3 separate regions of the Homo sapiens genome follow, and regions 2 and 3 are each linked to region 1. Evidence: chromatin contacts called from ENCODE Hi-C or POLR2A ChIA-PET data. All regions are on one chromosome and are shown on one strand. Each heading gives the region's core, a stretch centred on a gene start or an enhancer-like site at or near the end of the contact. The rest is flanking DNA. Distances are from core to core; before and after follow the strand shown. Region 1 overlaps DLAT (dihydrolipoamide S-acetyltransferase). Region 2 holds the start of POU2AF1 (POU class 2 homeobox associating factor 1). Region 3 overlaps LOC100132078 (a long non-coding RNA gene).

The links. Hi-C counts contacts between places; a loop is a spot of excess contacts on that map. ChIA-PET counts read pairs that join two places held with the same protein, here RNA polymerase II (POLR2A). Pooled maps may share reads with other maps.
Region 2: a loop to region 1 is called in a map with no recorded cell type, with 2.7 times the contacts of the local background. The contact joins the promoter of POU2AF1 here to the enhancer-like site in region 1. A Hi-C loop is called at or near these places in 2 of 37 single-sample maps with no recorded cell type and 1 of 50 pooled maps.
Region 3: a loop to region 1 is called in a map with no recorded cell type, with 2.4 times the contacts of the local background. The contact joins two enhancer-like sites. A Hi-C loop is called at or near these places in 1 of 37 single-sample maps with no recorded cell type and 2 of 50 pooled maps. POLR2A ChIA-PET finds 5 or more read pairs at or near these places in 1 of 52 experiments (H1).

Annotation. Positions count from the first base shown.
Region 1 is chr11:112,049,473-112,052,207 of GRCh38, reverse strand. DLAT (dihydrolipoamide S-acetyltransferase) reads right to left here. Exons shown (of 14, transcript NM_001931.5): 11 at 859-974. Among named protein-coding and RNA genes, the nearest start is that of PIH1D2, 23 kb to the left of the region's middle. Within about 2 kb of position 1,332, at least 4 of the 41 ENCODE cell types and tissues checked have a DNase peak (open chromatin) inside an H3K27ac peak, as active enhancers do.
Region 2 is chr11:111,377,955-111,380,689 of GRCh38, reverse strand. POU2AF1 (POU class 2 homeobox associating factor 1) reads left to right here and starts at 1,415. Exons shown (of 5, transcript NM_006235.3): 1 at 1,415-1,528. The coding sequence starts at 1,513. RefSeq lists enhancers at 259-478, 699-788, 1,439-1,488.
Region 3 is chr11:111,412,699-111,415,433 of GRCh38, reverse strand. LOC100132078 (a long non-coding RNA gene) reads left to right here. Exons shown (of 4, transcript NR_046085.1): 3 at 453-596; 4 at 694-1,192. It also overlaps a transcript of BTG4 not described here. Among named protein-coding and RNA genes, the nearest start is that of POU2AF1, 35 kb to the right of the region's middle. RefSeq lists an enhancer at 823-1,162. Within about 2 kb of position 1,317, at least 4 of the 41 ENCODE cell types and tissues checked have a DNase peak (open chromatin) inside an H3K27ac peak, as active enhancers do.

The sequences.
Region 1 (2,735 bases), core at 83-2,582:
TCTGGTCACAGAAGCGGTGCTGTGACTGTGTGACAGCAAAGTACAAAGGAAAAAAGTTTGTTTTTTTCCTTTCAGAATAAGAATAACATAGAAGCATCTACACAGCAAGAAACGAATAGGCTTAGGAGTCAGAATCTTGGTTCTAATCACAGTCCTAACACTAATTTATTAACTCAGGGCAAGTTACTTAACTCACGGAGTCTGTTTCTTTATCTAGAAATGGAAGTGAAAGCACTTAAATCATAAGATAGTCATGAGAATTGAATGAGATAAAAGAGACACACTGAGTACCATACTACTCTATACCATTGTATTATTAACAATTACTGTTCTAATTTTGCCCGTAAAGTTCAGGAGAATGAAAATCATCTGTTTAACCCTGCTTTGTGACAGTCATTATCAACTTAATTACACATATTTGTTCACTAATCTCCCTTTGCTGAACTCATACAAAGAATCTATAGCCTTTACTAGCTAAATCCAGCAATATCGCAGGCTGGACACTGTGGCTCACACCTGAAATCCCAGAACTTTGGGAGGCCGAGGCTGTAGAATTGCTTGAGCCCAAGAGTTCAAGACCAGCCTGGACAACAGAGCAAGACCCTATCTCTTTAAAAAATAAATCAACAACAACAACAAAAACAAAAACAAAAACAAGGTTGAAAATTGGGGCCAGTAAGAAAAAAAAGTAAAAAGCAGTAACTCATAAACATTTTTGTGTTGTTTTCAAGTTGTTTGACCTATGTAAGTCATCTGCCTCTCTGTATTCCATTTCTCCTTATCCCCTCAACTCCACTCACACATTAAATAATACAAGAAAACTACCGATGGATATATATCTTCCCCAGTTATACTTACTGTCTTATAACTGTGTCCATCCAAGAAGAATTTGCTTCGGGAACTTTTAAACATGCCAAAGCTGAAGCTTTTATGATGAAGTCATTGACAGAAATTTTGCTTCTCCCTTCTAATATCTGGAAAGACAAGAAGAACTGTAGTTTCTTCTTTTTTAATTTTAATTTTAATTTTAAGTTTCAGGGTGCATGTGCAGAATGTCCAGGTTTATTATATAGGTAAACATGTGCCATGGTGGTTTGCTGCACCTGTCAACCCATCACCCAGGTATTAGGCCTCACATGCATCAGCTATTTTTCCTAATGCTTTCCCTCCCCGGACAACTGTAGTTTCTAAATTCTCTCACCAAAGAGTAAAACTGTATAATCGTGAGAAAAGGAGGAAGAGAAAGAGAATATACAAATATCCTGAGGTGGAAAGAAAGAAATGAAACCAAACATTGGTTCTTTCATCTTTTTAAATGCGGACTCTTACAGCTGTTTCCTGCTAAGCACTGCTTTAGCATAATCCCATAAGTTACAGTATGTTATGTCATCATTTTCATTCATCTCAACAATAACAAAATTTGGTTCTTTGAAAAGATCAATCAAATGACAACCACAATGATAAATGTTTAGTTAGACTGACCAAGAAGAGGAGAGAAGACTAGAATTTCTAAAATTAGGAGTGAAATAGGGGACATTACTATCTACCTTACAGAAGTAAAAAGAATTATAGGGAATACTATGAACAACCATACAGACACAAGCTACCAAAACTGAACCAAGGAGAAACAAAAACTCTGAATAGACCTATAACTAACAAAGAGATTGAACTGGTAATTTAAAAACTACCCATGTAGAAAAGCTTAGACCCAAATGGCTTCGTCAGTATTCTACCAAATATTAAAGAAGAATTAATATCAATTCCTCACAAATTCTTTCAAAGAAAAATCAAAGAAGAGCAAGAAACACTTCCCCACACATTCTGTAAGGCCGGGATTAGCCTGATACCAAAACCAAAGACGACATTAGAAGAAAAAAAAAAAAAAGTACACACTAATATCTTATGAATATAGATGTAAAAATCTTCAACAAAACGCTAGCAAATAAAATCCAGCAATATATAAAAAGGATCATTCACCATGATCAAATCTGATTTATCCCAAGAATGCAAATTTCCATTAACATCTGAAAATCCATTAATGTAATAATGTCCTAACAGAATACAGGACAAAAAACACATAATCATCTCAACAGACACAGAAAGAGCATTTGATAAAATTCAATACCCCTTTTCATGATCAAAACACTCTTACTAACTGGGAACAGGAGGGAACTTGCTCAACCTGATCTATGGAAACCTCACAACTATTTAATGACCAAAGACTTATTCTCCCAAAGATCGAGAACAAGACAAGATGTTCACTTCTGCTACACCTATTCAACATTGCCTAGAGGCGCCAGCCAGAGCAATTAGGCAAGAAAGGAAATAAAAGGCATACAGGTCAAAATGAAAAAAGTAAAATTATCTCTATTTGCAGATAACATTATCTTGTTTACAGAAAAACCTAAGAAATACACTAAAAAACTGTAAGAACTAATAAATGACTTCAGCAAGTTTGCAGGATACAAGGTCAATATAGATCCCATTTCAGCAGGTATATGAAAAAAAAGATCAATATAGAAAAATGAATTGTTATCTCAATTGATTGCTCAGAGTCCATTATAAATCTAACTTCTTTTCTACTCTTCCGCCCTTCTCACTAGTATACCTGACTAGTCTTAAAAAAAAAAAAAAATCAATCATACCTTTATATAGTAGCAATGAACAATCTGAAAATGAAATCTAGAAAACAATTCCACTTAGAGTAGTATCAAAAAGAATAAAATACCTAGAAA
Region 2 (2,735 bases), core at 166-2,665, 670 kb after region 1:
AGTAATTCATAACTTTATCAGATGAATTTTTATTGGGGGTCACTATGCTCCAGGTCTTGTGTGGGGCACTGGAGAGGCAAAGATGAAACCTCCTTGAGAAACTGTCAGAGTCATGTGACAATTCACCATCACATAATGAACAAAGTGCTCTAAGATCTGAGAAGACGAACAAGTATTCTCTGGGCTGGGGGTTTGTCCTTCCGGCAAGAGAGGACGGCAAGGTCAAAGGCAGGGAATTGCATGGGTGTTTGGTGGTGCTTAGAGGGCACTGGGACCAGTGGTAGGAGGGCAGTTGGTGGTGAGGCTGGAAAGGAAGGCAACGGCTCGATTGTGGGAGGCCTTCTAGGCCTCCAGCTCTGTGGCTGAAGGGAGAAGGTGAATGCTTTGTAGGCTAGGGGATAGCATGATCAGGTCTAGGTGGTGCAAGATGGCTCTGAGGCAGTATGGATGGCAGAGCAGCAAGGCCCCACACCTGCTCTAGGGGGTGTGCCAAGGGGTCTTGACCCCAAACTGACTGAGTCCCTGGAGCCTGAGCATGTGGACCTCAGATATGCAGTGGCAGAAGGCTTCCAAACTGTGAAGGAACCGGTAGCCAACACCATCTACACTTCCAGATGGTGAGCCCATGACTTACTTAAAGAAGCTTCCTGTTATCAGTGGGTGGGCACTCGCAAAGAGGCTCTGTTCATCTTGTGCCTACAAGCCCAGATCCAGTCAAAGAGCACGGGCATGTTCTCCTTCCTTCCTTGAGGGTTGGCCTCTTTTTCCGTGGGCATAGCCGACATCAGAGCCAGCGCCCCCATATTTCAGCATGATTAAGCCTTGCCATTTTGGGGGTGGCTGGGGGCGAGGGGAGGGGCTACTGTGTTTCAAAATGGAATAAACAGAAAAGCAATATTGAAAGAATGAGGAGGTTGTTTACTGAGGCTTGAAGAGATGACAGGTGTTTCCTCCCAGTTGAGAACCAGTGACCCCTGGGAATCGCATTTCCCGCTGAGCAGGCGCCCATGGCGGGCTGAGTCCTGCCCATGCCCTGGTGGCCTGGAAGCCTGCATGGGCGCCGTGCAAAGATCAACGTTTTCCAGAGGAGCTTTTGGGCTCATCACTGGCCTGGGGAGGGCTTGACACGGGGTTCCCACAGCTTGCCCCACACCACCTTCACACCCACACACAGCAGGTCCCCGCGGGGCCGGTGCAGGCTGTGGCTGCCCGCGCTGCGCTGTTGCTCTGTCCCAGCTGGCTAGCTCCGAGTGTGGAGCGCTCTGGGCCGGGGCCGCTGGGGCGCGCACAGTGGGGTGACAGGCGGCCTGGCTGCAGAAACGTTGCACCGGTGCCTGAGGTGGGAGGATGTGATGACGCGGCCCACGCAGCGGGAACCCAGGCCTTTAAAAAGCCCAGGAAACAGCCTCAGCTCAAGCGGTGGCTCCACTGGAGGAAAACACACCCCGGTCTCACATTAAAGAAGCCAAACTGTCGGCTTCAAAGAGAAAAGGCAACATCCTGTCACAGGCCATGCTCTGGCAAAAACGTAAGTGGTTTGGCTGTGGCTGTCAGACCCAAGCGAGTGCCAGCGGGGCAGGGCGATCACAGCTTGGTCTGGAATTGGGGAGCTGGTGGTGGAGGTGATGGGGCCACGGGGGGAGGGGGTCTGGGTTCCAAGCCCCGGAGCAGGGAGGGGGGAGGTGGGCGGGATGGAGCCTGGTGGAGAAACCAGCCTGTCAGAGGTGATGCTGATTTTCCAGGCTGGAGGGGAACGAACTAGTGTTCCAAGGTGGGACGGCTCAGGGTACCTCCGCTTCTGTGCATGAATCACTGTGGTGAAGAAAGGGCAGTTTATGATTCACACAACAAAAGCCAGATGTGGGATGGGTTTGGGGTTGGGAGGGAAAAGCCATGCAGTTCTTTACAGGAGGGGCTTTATTTCCATAAGCAGTGGCTCTTCAGCCTTCTGTTGAATTCCCTGGGCCTGTTTCTAGCTGAGTGACTTAGCTTTCTGCCAGGTGTGACTTGTCCCTGTGGATACCCTGGGAGGAGTGGAGATCTGGCTCGGTGAAGCGTGTCCTCACTTGCTCCACTGTCTTGCCTTTCGTCATTCTTTTTCCCCTTCTGTGACAAGGCTTGTCCATCCCACTGCAAAGGATGCAGTGGGTTTATCTTTGGCCTTGATTTTTATCCCCGGAGTTGGATGAAACAATTGTGAACTTTATTTTCCTTTATGTGGACCAAACAGCGACTTACCTTACTAATAACTGAAATAATACAGATTATTTACAACATTCTTTTCACGAGGTAAACAGCGTCAACTCATCAGCTTCTGAGAGTTGAACCTTATTGGGGCTAGTTCTATACTTCCTCAAGCAAGAAGAATGACCAAAAATTGCTCTGTCTTTCTCTTAAAGATTCTTGGTTCCTTAAAATTCGTTTTAATTAATTTTAGTATGCTGTGCCTCAAGCAAGCTTAATATAAGAGAATCTAGATTTACAGAAGAAGATATATTAGGGAATGTTTTTATTTTATGGAAAGATACTTGATTGGATCCACTAAAGTTCGGAAAATATAACTTCATTGATTAAAATGTGACACTGTCATCACCAATTTATTGTTTGCTTTATGTCTTATGTAAATTTCTCTGGAATTAAGCTGATTAACCAGTAACACAGAAGAGTGATTTCAAAATTTCTCAGGTTGTGAAGACCCACCATTGTTTGATATCAAAAGGTCAATTTTTTAAAAA
Region 3 (2,735 bases), core at 68-2,567, 640 kb after region 1:
TTTTGCCCTCTGTCTTTGCAAGCCCTATCTTTTATATTCACTTCCTCTGACTTCTCAGTAAACATTGGTTTGAAAGTGAATGGTATTATCAGCTGCCAGTTTACAATATAAGGGGGTCTGTAGAGGAATGAAGGAGAAGCAGCTTTGGAGGAGGGAAAAGTGATCAAAATTAGGTTTCCGTCCTTTTGGGTTGCAGGGGAGGCGGGGGTCACTGGTAACAGTAAGCCAATAACAGGGCTTTGCAGAGCAGGACTAATTCTGTGTTCTGCACTGGGTGAGGCAGGTGCAGTTGCCACCTGGGCTTCGATCTGGGTCCCAGAGGAGTTAGTTCATATCTTGGGGCCATCTTGCAACTGCAATCCCATTTTGAAGCCAGGTAGCAGAGTTTGTGCTCATAGTCATTTATTCTTTTTAACTGTTTCTGTCTTTTATTCTCCTTCTGTGTTTTCCAGAGCAGTCTTCTTCCCTCTCCCCAGCCTCCCCAAAGACCTGCAAATTTTGTTTTCTGTTAAGTGCTCATCTCCCCCGACCCCCCTACAGCTGGGGAAGGTGTTGGTATCTCCAGCGACTTCAGGCTTCAAGTTTCCTTCTAGGAGGTACAAGTTGGCTGCCCATGCAAATCAGTTTTGCCTGGGGATCTTGGGAGAAGAAAGGGAAGCTCAGAGGAGGCACTGATCTTGCCCTGTGTTTTAGGGAAGCTGCTTTCGCTGCTGCTTTCAAGTGACCCGGATCTCATTAAACATACTGATGTGGGGTGTGCTTCTGAGAAGGTGCCTGAGAAATGAACTTGGCTTGCTTGTTGCCTTTGAGGGTCTGTGGGAGAGAATCATAAGCCTGTCCAGATCTTATCTTCTCAGGAAGGGGCAGGAAAACAACACAGCAAAACAGCTGCCCGGACGAGAACACCATCTAGTGTCTTCACACAACACACCCACATTTGGTGGTTTCTGTTTCCCATGAAGATGAAAGAGGAGGGGAGAGGCGTGTCAGGGATTCCCTGAGCCCTGATAGGAGGGTTCAACTGGGCGAGGAAGGGACCATCAGGCCAACCCATGTAGGTGGACCCACTCAGCTCTCAGGACTCATCTCCTCCACCTGGACCGCTCTCCCTGGTGGGGCATTGAGGGACTGAGGGCTCTGGTTTTGTTCTCTAGAAGAGGTGATCCATCATTAAAAATCTATTAAACATGCACTCTGTGTCCACCTTGTACTCTGTGGAAGCCAATTAGATACAAGACCATCCTGGCCCATGTGCAACTTCATTAAACCAATCACCAATAAAGGAAAAATTAAGTAACATGTAACACACGTGCTCAAATCACACACATGAGCAGTTAGGTGGTACATGACTAATTGGCAAATGAAAGACACATTCACTCTCAGTTTGCTCCTACACTGACATTTCGCTGAATGAACGGAACAGTCAGAAGGGTAACACACCACTGCAGCTAGCTGAGGTGGGGGCGGGAAGGGGAGGGTCTTAGATAGGGCAGCGTGGCCTGGCTGGAGCTACGCCAGTTGTAATATGAAGGACTTGTTTTCTGGATGGATTCAGGGCCAAATTTGCCATGTTCCCGGAAGGCTCTGGTTGTACCTTCTTGGAAGACATCCATCCTACCTGCTCTCATCTGTCCCCTTCTCTTCGATCAGAACCTACTGCTGAGCCTTCCTCCATTGCTTGCTGTAACACACTCTGATATAGGTCCCCTGCTTCTACCCTTCAGAATGATGCCAGCAGCAGCTTGTCTGCTATTGCCTTGGCCAGGATAAATTCTAACTGAAATGCCAATAGAAATGAATTGAATGGAATGGAAGGTAATTGGTTTGGGCAAGTCTCAGCTCTGTTTCTCACTAGGTATGACTGTAAGCCTCAATTTCCTCATCTGTAAAATGAGTACAAAAAGGATATCTTTATTGTATGATTGTTATGAGGATCCCAGGAGATAATGAATGTGAGGGCACCTATCACAGCACTGGGTGTGTGTTCAGAGTCTACTGCTATGTGGGCATTCACCAAGGCCCATGCCAAAGCAGTGCTTCTCAAACCGGCGTGTGCATTCCGATCACCTGAGGAGCTTGTGAAACATGTGGATTCTGATTCAGTGGAACTGGATGGGGCCTGAAATTCTATATTTCTAGTAAGTTCCTGAGCTGGTTCAAGGACCACACTTTAAGTAGCAAGGTATAAAAGGACTTTGTGATCGGAATTCTGCATTTCCATGACTCACTCGAGTGCTGACCCTCCCCTGCATTGATGGTTTACGCTGACTCTTGCCTTCTCTGTGTTTGGAACCTTTTCCACCTCCTTCTAGTCTCTATCTCACTCCACCTCTGTTGCTGGCCTTTTTGGCACCTCAATCTACTTACCCCAGTGGCCTCTGACTCTGCACTTCTCTCCGACTCTGCCTTCTAGAGTGGCATTGCTCACACCGACCACCCGTCTTTAATGCTTCTGGTCTAGTGTCACAAGACTCTCTTAAAATTTGCCTGAGGTAACCTTTGGATAAAGCCCAACCCATTTTCCTTCTCCCCTGGGCTTCCAGGAAGCTTACAATGAAGTTTTGTGTTGAGTTATAACATTCTCTCCCCAAGTTTTATGATAAAATTAGTTTCTTCCCACTCGCCATTCTTCCGTTATGACTTGGTTCTTACAGATTTTATTTTTTTGTCTTATTGTAGGTGTTGCTATTTGCTAGCTGAGTGATCTTGGTCAAGTCACTTAACCTCTTTGGGAT